Linked DNA regions of Mus musculus: region 2 is linked to region 1. A link is a loop called in an ENCODE intact Hi-C map of the cell type or tissue named here. Cell type or tissue: gastrocnemius. All regions are shown on one strand. Links, peaks and the distances in the headings refer to the core of each region. The heading gives the core; the rest is flanking DNA. Region 1 overlaps Hectd3 (HECT domain E3 ubiquitin protein ligase 3). Region 2 holds the start of Gm23287 (a small nuclear RNA gene).

Region 1 (5,373 bases), core at 52-5,051:
GCAAGCAGTGGCAGAAAACCCTTCACATGAAAGGGTTCCTTAGCATTTTGGTGGCAGATATAGTACTGCTGCAAGTTTGTGGCCAGCCTGGGCTACATAAGGAGTTTTAGGCCAGGACAGCTAAGATTACAAGCAAGACCATGTCTCAAAACAAAACCAAAGTGAGGACTGTAAGTGTCTCAGAGATGAGTCATTTGATGGGTCATGTAAAGAATAAAATGTTTCCGGGCTTATTAAAGAGCAAACTGGCTCAGCAGTTAAGAGCAGTTATAGCTCTTCCAGAGAACCTGGGTTTAGTTCCTAGTACCTACATCAAGTGGCTCACAAATGCCTGTAATTTCAGCTCCATGGGATCCAATGCCTTTTTCCAGTCTCCTTGAGTGCCTACAGTCACGCACACTCCCACCCCATAGACATCCATATATATACGTGATTTTAAAAATAAAATTTTAATAGAGAATAAAATATTTCAGTGGATCCCCTTAGAAGTATAATTCATCACCAAGAAGACACTTGCTCTACACTGCTACTTAATGAGAAAGATGTAGCAAGCTTCTGTGGGGAGTGTGTGCTCTGGAGCAAACACCGACTTAGCCTTGGTGCTTTGCAGCTGGTGCCTGACATCTGTACTCCACACTTCATCTCTAAATGAATAAGTAAATGCAAAGCAGCCTGAAAAATATGGTGTAAAAGAGTTATTAAGGGCATGTGTGGGGGCATAGAGACAAACTGCACCCCACAGCTTCTGCAGGGAAGGCCCTTCCCAGACACTATGGAAGCACTCCTTCCCCAACAGAGCCAGGGGAGCTTTCTGAGAAGCAGAGTTTGGTGGGTGTGTGTGCAGGTGCTGGGGCTCCCTGGGAGGGAGGGTGTTCATGTTTGTCTCCTGTGGGTCCCCCAAAGCACATGGGCGGATGGGGCTGCCCCAGGAGGCTCAGTGTGTGGGAAAGATAGGTCTGGGCGTGCACACAGCCATGTGAAGAGGCTTTCTCAATGGCACCGTGAGCTGAAGACGACACATTAGGAAAGATTTTTAGGGCTCAGTCTGCTTTGATGGGTAACTGACTGTTTACACTGTACCAGGACACCAAGATGGCGTCTAGTGCATTGAGCTTCAGGGTGGAAGTACTTGGGGTAAGACAGGGCTAGAGTCTCTGGACCTTAGATATGTGGCATTTGGGGGCAGACAGGTGCTCCCAAGTGTATCAGGATCCGGGTGCTCATCAGCTACCCCAGCTTCACCCTCCATGTGCCGTCATTCTGCTCACTTGCTGCTGGAGGTGAGCTTCCAGACTCTGAATCCCACAATCATCTCAAAAGCCCAGCCTTCTGTCCTCTGGTCTGAGCTCTCATTCCCAGGCTGTGCTACAGATGCCCCACTGTGTCACTGTGAAGCCCACCTCTCCCATCAGGCGCACATCCCCTGCTATCAGTAGGGTGGCAGCCCCGGAGCTCCTTCTAGGACACAGCGATTTTCTAGGAGTGCCATGAGTTTAGCAGGGATCCCAAAAGCACATTCTAAAAAAATGAATTTCTCCATTTATTCAATTTCCCCAATGTAAGACGTCCTACAGGAGTGCCATGGAGGCTCTTGAGGGTAATGGAAGGGTGTGCACCACCCTTAGAGGAAGTTTAACGTCTAGGCCTTATTTTAGAGTGTGGAAACAGCAACCACTGAAATTTCAGAGAGGACAGAAGGTCCCTCAGCTGTGAACTCTTGGGGGTGAAGGAGCAATGGAGTTGGGCTGGATATGATCCAGAAGACAGTAGTTTGGCTGCTGGTAAAGCCTGGGTATTGAGCGGATGTCCATGCCAAGCCTCTGGAAGAACAAAGCTCACACACCTCTGCTATGGAAAGAAGAAGGCTAGTATGCAAGGGATGGGTCTCAACTGGGGCTTCTTTCTTAGGGACCCGTGACCAAGGAGGATGACCTTACTCTGTCATTGGCCCCTTGCTCAAAGTACCATTCTACCAGTTTTTAAACATTTTGAGCCATGGCTGAAGCTAGAAAAAAAGAGGAATGGGGGAAACCAAAACATAGTCCATTGTTTGGGGAGCTAGATTGCCCCCTTCAAGTAGCTCAGGCCTGGCAGCGTGTGCTGGGCTTGTGGACGATTCCCTCTCACCAAGGCTAAATACCTAGGGAAGCAAGCCCCAGCACAGTAGGGTTCGTGGGTCTGTGGGGACTGGAGCGTCTGTGTCAATTCACGCCTCCCACTGCGACCAGACCATACTCAGGTACAGGGCCCACTGTGCTGACATTTCTGAACCCATCACCTCTGTTGAGACCCAAACCGGGCTGGTGTGGGTGAGGGCAGCGTACACGCTTAGGGCACGGCCTCACTCCTCCCAGGGACTCATGTCCGTGTCGATGGCCACACAGTTGTACGCGGCGTAGCGGAGCTTCTCCTCGCATACCTTGGCACTACAGAGGGAGGAAGGTGGTCTGTCCAGCATCTCTGCTGCTCCCAGGGTGCCCTTCCCTGCCAACCACCCTCCCACCTCGGGAGACTCACCTGGCATAGTGTGGGAGGAAGAGCGTGCTGGAGCAGGTAGAAGACTCAGGCAGGGCGTCTGTGGTCTCATAGCTGCAAGGTGGGAAGGGCAAAGGATTATGAGTTGTGGAGTGACGCGTATGCGTGCATGTGTGTGTGGGGGGCACCTTCTGCCCCTCTCTGTACTCATACTCACCCCAGTTTGTCTGGGTAAATGTAGATCCGAGCAGGGAGGCGGCTGCGGCCGGTGACAAAGCGCAGGAAACGGCTCCGGTCCTCTGGGTGGAGAAGAAAATTAAGGCTTGCACTGATGAAGGAAGCTCTATAAATTCCCGCCCGCCTCTTCAATCCACAAGCCACGTCCCAAGGCAAGGCAAGCAGCACTCTGCCCTCTACTGACCATTGGTGAAATTGTTCAGAGCCTCCCAAAAGTACTGCACGCGTGTGTCAGATGGTTCGAAGTCCTCAAACCGAGCTGGAGGGGCCAAGGCAGGAGTTCATGCTTAGCTCTCACTGGGCTAGTCCTTAAGCCCCGCCCCTTCGGCTTCACTGCCCTATCGCCTAGAACTCACTGAGCTTGCGCAGAGCATCCACAGTGACCTCTGGGTCCCCACACACCTTCTTTTCCAACTCTTGCCAGGTCAGCAAGTCCAGCACAGCCTGTGGTACCACCTTCAGCAGACCTGCCTGCATGGCTGCCACCTAGGGAGGAGGAAGAAGCCTGCCTGGGAAAGTTGGACACTACTTTCAGCGTACACTGGGGCATCTCTGTACTCACTGACCAGCAGGAATGGGGTGCAGTCATGGAAGCCAGCATCAGGGTGGATATTGGTCGCCTACCAGTGGGCTCTGGCGTCAAGGGAAGGGCCTGCTGCTCCTGTTCTCCTACCTGCTCCTTGCTCTCCTCTAGCCGCGCCTTCCGCACCAGCTGGATGAAACGGGAGCGATCCTCATATTCCACCACGATGCCCGTGCCCCCAGGAATCAGCTCCACGACCTGTTGGTCACTCAGGACGGTGGTGAATGTCAGCTCCTTCCCAAACTTGAACTCAAACGTCTCCTTGTCCACTCCTTCCATCACTTCCAGGAGCTTCACCTGGAGTTGGGGAGAGGCAGGGCTGTCGGTCAGCTTTCCACCGGGGCAGCAGCCTCTCCCCATCGGTAACGGGGAGTGCAGAGGCCAGGAAAGAGCTGGGAAAGCAGCAGCCAGCCCTGGAGCCTAGGGAGGGCACCTGCAGGACGTGGCACCCAAACGACAGCCAGACACTGGCTTGGCCGCAAGGGAAGTTGGGAGACAGAACATCTTGGACAAAGATGAAAAATCCAAAGGCTTAAAGAATGTCTTGCTAGGGCCCGAGTATGAGTCAAATGGCTGAGACACAGGAGCCATTAAAGGCCTTCACAGGGTTCGCTCCATCCTGAGCCCAGAGCAGAGGCATCGAATGATTTAAATGAGTGAGATGAATTACCCTGGCAGCATGAGGTGGATAAGAATAGAGGCAGGGACAGGAGCTTTTATAATACATGGTCAGAACAGAGGGAAGATGGCCTGAACCAGGAGGACAGCATGAGACGGGAGGGAGACGTGCACTAAGTCCAGGGAGAGGCTGGACAGGATGCTGGGGATTAGAGTTAAGAGTGACCCTAAGCATGGCTGCATGTGCGTGCATTGCCAGTACGCAGGAGGTAGAGCATGAAGATCAGGATTCAAGGTCATCTTCAGCTACATATCCTAGTCTATGTGAGACCCTACTGCAAGAAGCAAAACAGGGCTGGCATGATGGTTCAGTGCATAAAAACACTTGCCACCAACCCCGATGATGCCCTGAGTTCAAAGCCCTGGATCTGCATGGGGATAATCAATTCCCAAAAGCTGTCCTCAGACCTCCAAACGTGCGCCATAGTGCATACACCTACCGTCTCTGTCTCTCTTTCTTTCTCTTACACACACACACACACACACACACAAATATGCTTTTTTACAAAAGGCAAAAAAAAAAAAAAAAAAAAAAAGAACAAATACAAACCCAGATAAAGACCCTGATAACTACGGCAAAGGCAGATAGAGCGTGGCTCTGAGCCTGAAGCCTGAGAGGGCAGTGGCCTGGGGATAAGGTGAAGAGTCTGCAGAGTGCAAGGCTCAACAGTGCCATCTTGAATTAATGCATGTGTGGACCCAGGTTAAGGAAAGAAGTGAGGGCTGGAGGTAAGGATTTTAGGAGTTACCAGAACAAAGCTATCAGTTGAAGCCCCGGGAGTCACACAGGTACTGGGGAGCGGTGGGTCGGAGCCCTACTCACCAGCACGGAGTCCACAGCTGGGAAGTCCTTGCTCCAGCTCACTTCCTCTCCAGACAGCTGCTTCCACACAAACCCAGGCAGGGCCAGGACCTGCGTGACAAACACCGCTGTCTTCTTACTGAACTGACCAGGTCTACTGGCCTTTCCTTTGCGGGACCTGGGCTCAGCTGACAGGGTGACAACTGGGTTACTCACCAGGAACTCCTTACCCCGAAGGGCAGCCCCCATCAACTGTCCAATCCACTCATACTTGGCAAAGTCTCGGCAAGAGGGATTTGGCACATACATGTCCCGGGCCTCACCAGTGCCATTGCCCTGCCCCAGAGACAGAGCTGTTAGCAGGGCATGTGGTAGACCCTATTTTCCTACCTAGAGTATCACACAGACCTTATCAGAAATCTACTATCCCACCCAACCATGGTGGACATTCCTCTCCACTCCTCTCCCTGGGTGCAGAGGCCGCCTCAGGCAATTCCCTCCCTGCCCCCTCCAGCTCTACCAGGCTTTCTAGAGGTTTGCGGAAATGGCAGAAATTTGGTGGTGGGTGGGAAGACAATTAACCTGGTTCGCTGTGCGC
Region 2 (5,373 bases), core at 224-5,223, 210 kb before region 1:
ATCTTCATCTCCCTAACCATCTGCTGACCTCCCGAGTACTTTGACTGAGCCGTCCACACTCCTGTTCCTGCCACCCGCACCCCCACCCCCACCCCTAGTCTCTTAGGCTGCCTTGCATGGTACCAAGGCCCAAGCCCAGATCGTTTCTACTTTTTATTTCTGAGGCCAAAATATAATAAAACTAAGTTTACTAGGCTGGCTTCGAACATTAGATCTTCTGCCGCCTGGAATCACAGGCCTGTGCCACCAGACCCAGCTAACTCGGCTTTGTGTTTCAGTTTGAGTTCCTTTGGGCTCTCTTGCTCTCCCCATTGCTTTGAGTGTTTTGTTGGGGATTCTGTTCGTTTTGGTTTGGCTTATGTTTGTTGCTGTTAGGTTTTGCCCGATATTTCTCTTTTTTTCTCCAGCCAGGATCTCAGTGTGTATAGTCCTGGCCATTCTGGAACTCATATAAAATTTCTGTCTGCATCTGCCTCCTGAGTGTGGGGATTAAAGGCACACACCAGTGCGCCTACCTGGGTGGTTCATTCATGTCACCAGAGTAGGCGAGGACCCAAGGAGAGAATACCAAAACGTTGCTTTGCTGCATTGGTTGGGTTTCTTCCTTTTGAGAGGGTGGGGCTACTCTCTTGCTTTGTTTTTAAGAGAGTTTCTTCCTGGAACTCACTCTGTAGACCAGGCTGGCCTCGAACTCAGAAATCCGCCTGCCTCTGCCTCCCAAGTGCTGGGATTAAAGGCGTGCACAGCCGCCCAGCTCCTTTAAGATGATTTCTTTTTTTTTTTTTTTTTTTAATTAGGTATTTTCCTCATTTACATTTCCAATGCTATCCCAAAAGTCTCCCATGCCCTCCCCCAACTCCACTTCTTGGCCCTGGCGTTCCCCTTTACTTAGGCATATAAAGTTTGCAAGACCATTGGGCCTCTCTTTCCACTGATGGCCGACTAGGCCATCTTCTGATACATATGCAGCCTAAGACACAAGCTCCGGGGTACTGGTTAGTTCATATTGTTGTTCCACCTATAGGGTTGCAGATCCCTTTAGCTCCTTGGGTACTTTCTCTAGCTCCTCCATTGGGGGCCCTGTGTTCCATCCATTAGCTGACTGTGAGCATCCACTTCTGTGTTTGCTAGGCTCAAGAATAGCCTCACAAGAGACTGCTATATCAGGGTCCTTTTCAGCAAAATCTTGCTAGTGTATGCAATGGTGTCAGCGTTTGGAGGCTGATTATGGGATGGATCCCCAGGTATGGCAGTCTCTAGATGGTCCATCCTTTCGTCTCAGCTCCAAACTTTGTCTCTGTAACTCCTTCCATGGGTGTTTTGTTCTCAATTCTAAGAAGGGGCAAAGTGTCCACACTTTGGTTTTCGTTCGTCTTGAGTTTCATGTGTTTTACAAATTGTGTCTTATATCTTGGGTATTCTAAGTTTCTGGGCTAATATCCACTTATCAGTGAGTACATATCATGTGAGTTCTTTTGTGATTGAGTTACCTCACTCAGGATGATACCCTCCAGGTCCATCCATTTGCCTAAGAATTTCATAAATCCATCCTTTTTAATAGCTGAGTAGTACTCCATTGTGTAAATGTACCACATTTTCTGTATTCATTCCTCTGTTGAGGGGCATCTGGGTTCTTTCCAGCTTCTGGATATTATAAATAAGGCTGTTATAAACATAGTGGAACATGTGTGTCCTTACCGGTTGGAACATCTTCTGGGTATATGCCCAGAAGAATTTTAAGAGAATCTCTTTGGCAGAACATCCTATCTTTTCATTACCATTACTAGTCTTGTAAGCACAAGACCTCAAAAAATTGGGTTAAGACTCAGATTTGTTCCTCTCCACGGAAATCTTTAGTAAAAGGCGAAAGATTTATACGATCTGAAGAGAAACCAGAGTATGGAAGGGGGTCGCTGTATGCAGTTCTCACCTGACTGTGTATCTTAGATCACCGATGGTAACTTTTTCCTCAAAAGTACACAAAATTTCTGCTTTAGTCTCACTTAAATCTGTGAAAGTCATACCATTTTGAAGGAAATCAAGATAGAAAAAAGAAACCAGCGATTTCTGGTTTTAAATCAAGCAATGACCTCTCTGCAGTGCATTGTGGGTATGTAAATGAGATCAAGTCGCCGCCGTCCCGCCTCTAAAAATGCCTTAGTTATTTCATCCCCACCCCCCCCCACACACACACACACACTCGCTGTAAAGCGTGGGCTGACCACCAGGGGGCAGTACAAATGCCAACTAATATTCGGAATACTACCCTACTAGGCAAGTCTGGGTTAAAATTGTCACTCTGGGATAACGTGCTCTAAAAAAAAATAAAATAAAATAAAAAAAAGAGCCCTTGTCTATACACGAGACACTGGATTCCACCCTCCGCATTAATCAGTAAGTAAACAACAAAGAAAGTATTGTATTAACACAAAGGATTGAACATCTGAGGTCCTTGCCCTAAGACACAGGAATGTGTGCCAAGCATGACAACGGAAAGTTCAAAGACACAGGAGTCAAACACGAGAGGGTCGAGAGAAGCAAGTGGGAAGGGCTGAGGGCTGGAACTTTCCTTACCTCAGGTTTATCTTGAAATGTAATGGGGGAGCTATTGAAAGCTCCACAGAAAACAATACAACCGAACAGTTGCTGGCTTTTGTTTGCTTATTTAGGGGTGTTTGCTTGGAACAGGGTCTCCTATAGTCTCAGTTTCTCCAGATAGCTGAAAATGACTGGACTCGAGATGGTCTGCCTGCGTCCCCATACTTGAACAGCAGGCGTGGGTCACACATCAAACTTGTTATTCCAGACTGACGACTCAGTTTTGTTCTGTTGTTTAATAGCCATGGATAGCCCAGAACTTGATATATAGACAAGGCTGGCCTAGAACTCACAGAGATCTATCTGCCTGACTGTAACTCCCTAATGCGAGGGTTTAAAGGCCATCACATCATGTCAGGGTGAACTGGTAACTCCCCTCCACCATCACCCAAATTCACACACGTGGTGCTGGGAACAGTGTGACAAGAGCAGGAGGCCAGTATCCGATTAGGACAGAGTTGTTAAAGTGTTACTATAGAGCCAATAGGGCAGTACACACTTATAACCTGTAATCCCAACATTGGAGAGGAGATGAAAGCGAAGGACACCCAAGACCAAGTTCTCCGCACAAAGGAGATTTGTTTACCCCTGAGGGACGGAAGGCAGGAATATGAGACAAAGGCAGGAGACAGAGGACAAGGGAGAAGGGAAAACAGGGGAGAAGAAGAAGGAGTATTTGTCCCGGAGGGTGACAGAGGACTGCCCCTGCATAGAGAGCAGACAGATGCGGTCCATAGGCAAATGGTGTTTTTTAAGGTTTCCTGGTTTATAAAGGAAACCCAGTGTTATGGTGAGGTAGCTCATTGTTTGTTGTTGTTCTTTTTTTGTTTGTTTGTTTTGTTTTGTTTTTTGTTTTTTGTTTTGGTTTGGTTTGGTTTGGTTTTTGGTTTTTTGAGACAGGGTTTCTCTGTGTAGCCCTGGCTGTCCTGGAACTCACTTTGTAGACCAGGCTGGCCTCAAACTCAGAAATCCGCCTGCCTCTGCCTGGGATTAAAGGCGTGTGCCACCATGCCCGGCTTTTTAAAATAATTTTTAAATTTATGTTCTTTTTTATTGTTTTCAGTATTCTGACTCCATGTACACCAGCATACCAAAAAGGATGTCAGACCCTTTTATAGATGGTTGTGAGCCACTATGTGGTTGCTGAGAATGGAACTCGGGAACTCTGGAAGCGCAGTCAGTGCTCTTAACTGCCAGCCATCTCTCCAGCCTGAGGTATTTAGTTTTCATTGGGCATGTAAATTAGATGAGCCAAAGAGAACTTTTGGTTGCTGGACTTCAAGACTTTGGTAGTTAGCCTCCTGAGGAGGAAGTGGTCAAGAGGCTAGAGCTTGGTGGCTAGCTTTAGGAATGTAATTTTAACAGTTTTTAGCAAGGCAGAGGGGATGGGGGAGAAGGGCAGGCAGCCTGCCAGAGCCATGTTTGTCGTGCTTAGGCTGACTAGAGTTCCTCCAGAAGGACCAGGTACTGAAGCCCAGCCTGAGCTATATGAGGCTCTGTCTCAACAACAAAAAGATGCAGTTGTCAGACCTAGTGGCTCACCCTCACAATCACCATACAGAGGAAGCAGAGGCCAACAGCAAAGGCAAGAGGATCGCCTACAAGTTCAAGGGCAGCTTGGTCTACACATCAATACTTTTACGTCAAAGCAGAAAGAGTTAAAAGGAAAACATGCCGGGCAGACGAGGTAAAGGTGCATGCAGCCAAGTGTGATGACTTCAATTCAATCCCTAGGATCCACATAGCAGAAGGACGGGACTCCTGCAAGTTATCCCTGACTCTCTCTCTCTCTCTCTCTCTCTCTCTCTCTCTCTCTCTCTTTCTTACACACACACACACACACACACACACACACACACACACACACACACACACACAATTTATCTATTTCATTTTTTAGTTTCTTTTCTTTCTTTGGTTTTTCAAGACAGGGTTTCTCTGTATAGCCCTGGCTGTCCTCGAACTCACTCTGTAGACCAGGCTGGCCTCGAACTCAGAAATCTGCCTGCCTCTGCCTCCCGAGTGCTGGGACTAAAGGCGTGCGCCACCACTGCCTGCCTTACATTTTTAAAAAGGGAAATAATGCTGCAGGAGAGACAGGTGACAGAGTGGGAGAGACAATTTCTCCCAGAGAATTACTGCTCTAAAAGGGAGGGGGAGGCTTAGGGTTTTTGGTGGTTGGTTGGTTTGGTTTGGTTTGGTTTCTAGAAATAGGGTCTCTCTTAGCACTGGCTGTCCTAGAACTTACCCTATAGACCAAGCTATCCTTGAACTCAGAGATCCACCTGCCTCTGCCTCCTCAGTGCTGGGATTAAATATGTGTACTGTACCACCCAGCATAGGGCTTTTTGTTTGATTTTAGTTTAAGAGAATTATCATCGCCTCTCATTTATGTGGGGTACATATCTAGGTAGCTAAATAGACACCTCACCCTAGTAAATTTTACAACACCAGTTGTCTTTTGGGCCATTTGGAATAAGATGCCATGGGTCATTAGGAGTTGGGCTCGAAATACTTCCATTTGGGTCTTTCTCTCTCAACATGTCCTCGCGACAGCAAGGTCAAATTTAAATCCTAGCTATAAGTCCAAGATGTCTATGTGCACCCCACCCCAGCATGCTGGCTATTTCATACAGAGACAGCGCCCTGGGTAAACTGACTCGAAGGCTGTAGACTTCTAAAGCAGAAAAGGATTGGGTGGCATTTTACATCAGTGGTTACTGTAGGAAACTGGAGGCTGGGCCGGGTCCTAGTCTTGCACACTTTTAACTCCAG

Evidence for each region. A loop is a pair of places that touch in the nucleus more often than their neighbours do. Peaks named below come from ENCODE experiments on the same cell type or tissue, not always from the same donor. Only the 100,000 strongest peaks of a DNase experiment are listed, where the experiment ranks them.
Region 2: it touches region 1 in a loop (2.9-fold over the local background); 5 of 42 quality-filtered maps call a loop at or near these places.

The regions. Positions count from the first base shown.
Region 1 is chr4:117,000,335-117,005,707 of GRCm38, reverse strand. Hectd3 (HECT domain E3 ubiquitin protein ligase 3) reads right to left here. Exons shown (of 21, transcript NM_175244.4): 13 at 5,358-5,373; 14 at 4,992-5,111; 15 at 4,797-4,886; 16 at 3,386-3,592; 17 at 3,069-3,198; 18 at 2,897-2,971; 19 at 2,693-2,774; 20 at 2,518-2,589; 21 at 431-2,426. The coding sequence ends at 2,342. Among named protein-coding and RNA genes, the nearest start is that of Hectd3, 7.7 kb to the right of the region's middle. In gastrocnemius, for the core only: a CTCF peak has its summit at 2,897 (motif pointing left); a DNase peak (open chromatin) is centred at 2,924.
Region 2 is chr4:117,207,372-117,212,744 of GRCm38, reverse strand. It overlaps Gm23287 (a small nuclear RNA gene), which reads right to left and starts at 1,901; the gene lies at 1,786-1,901. In gastrocnemius, for the core only: a CTCF peak has its summit at 2,229 (motif pointing right); a DNase peak (open chromatin) is centred at 2,224; H3K4me3 peaks cover 429 bases; H3K27ac peaks cover 870 bases.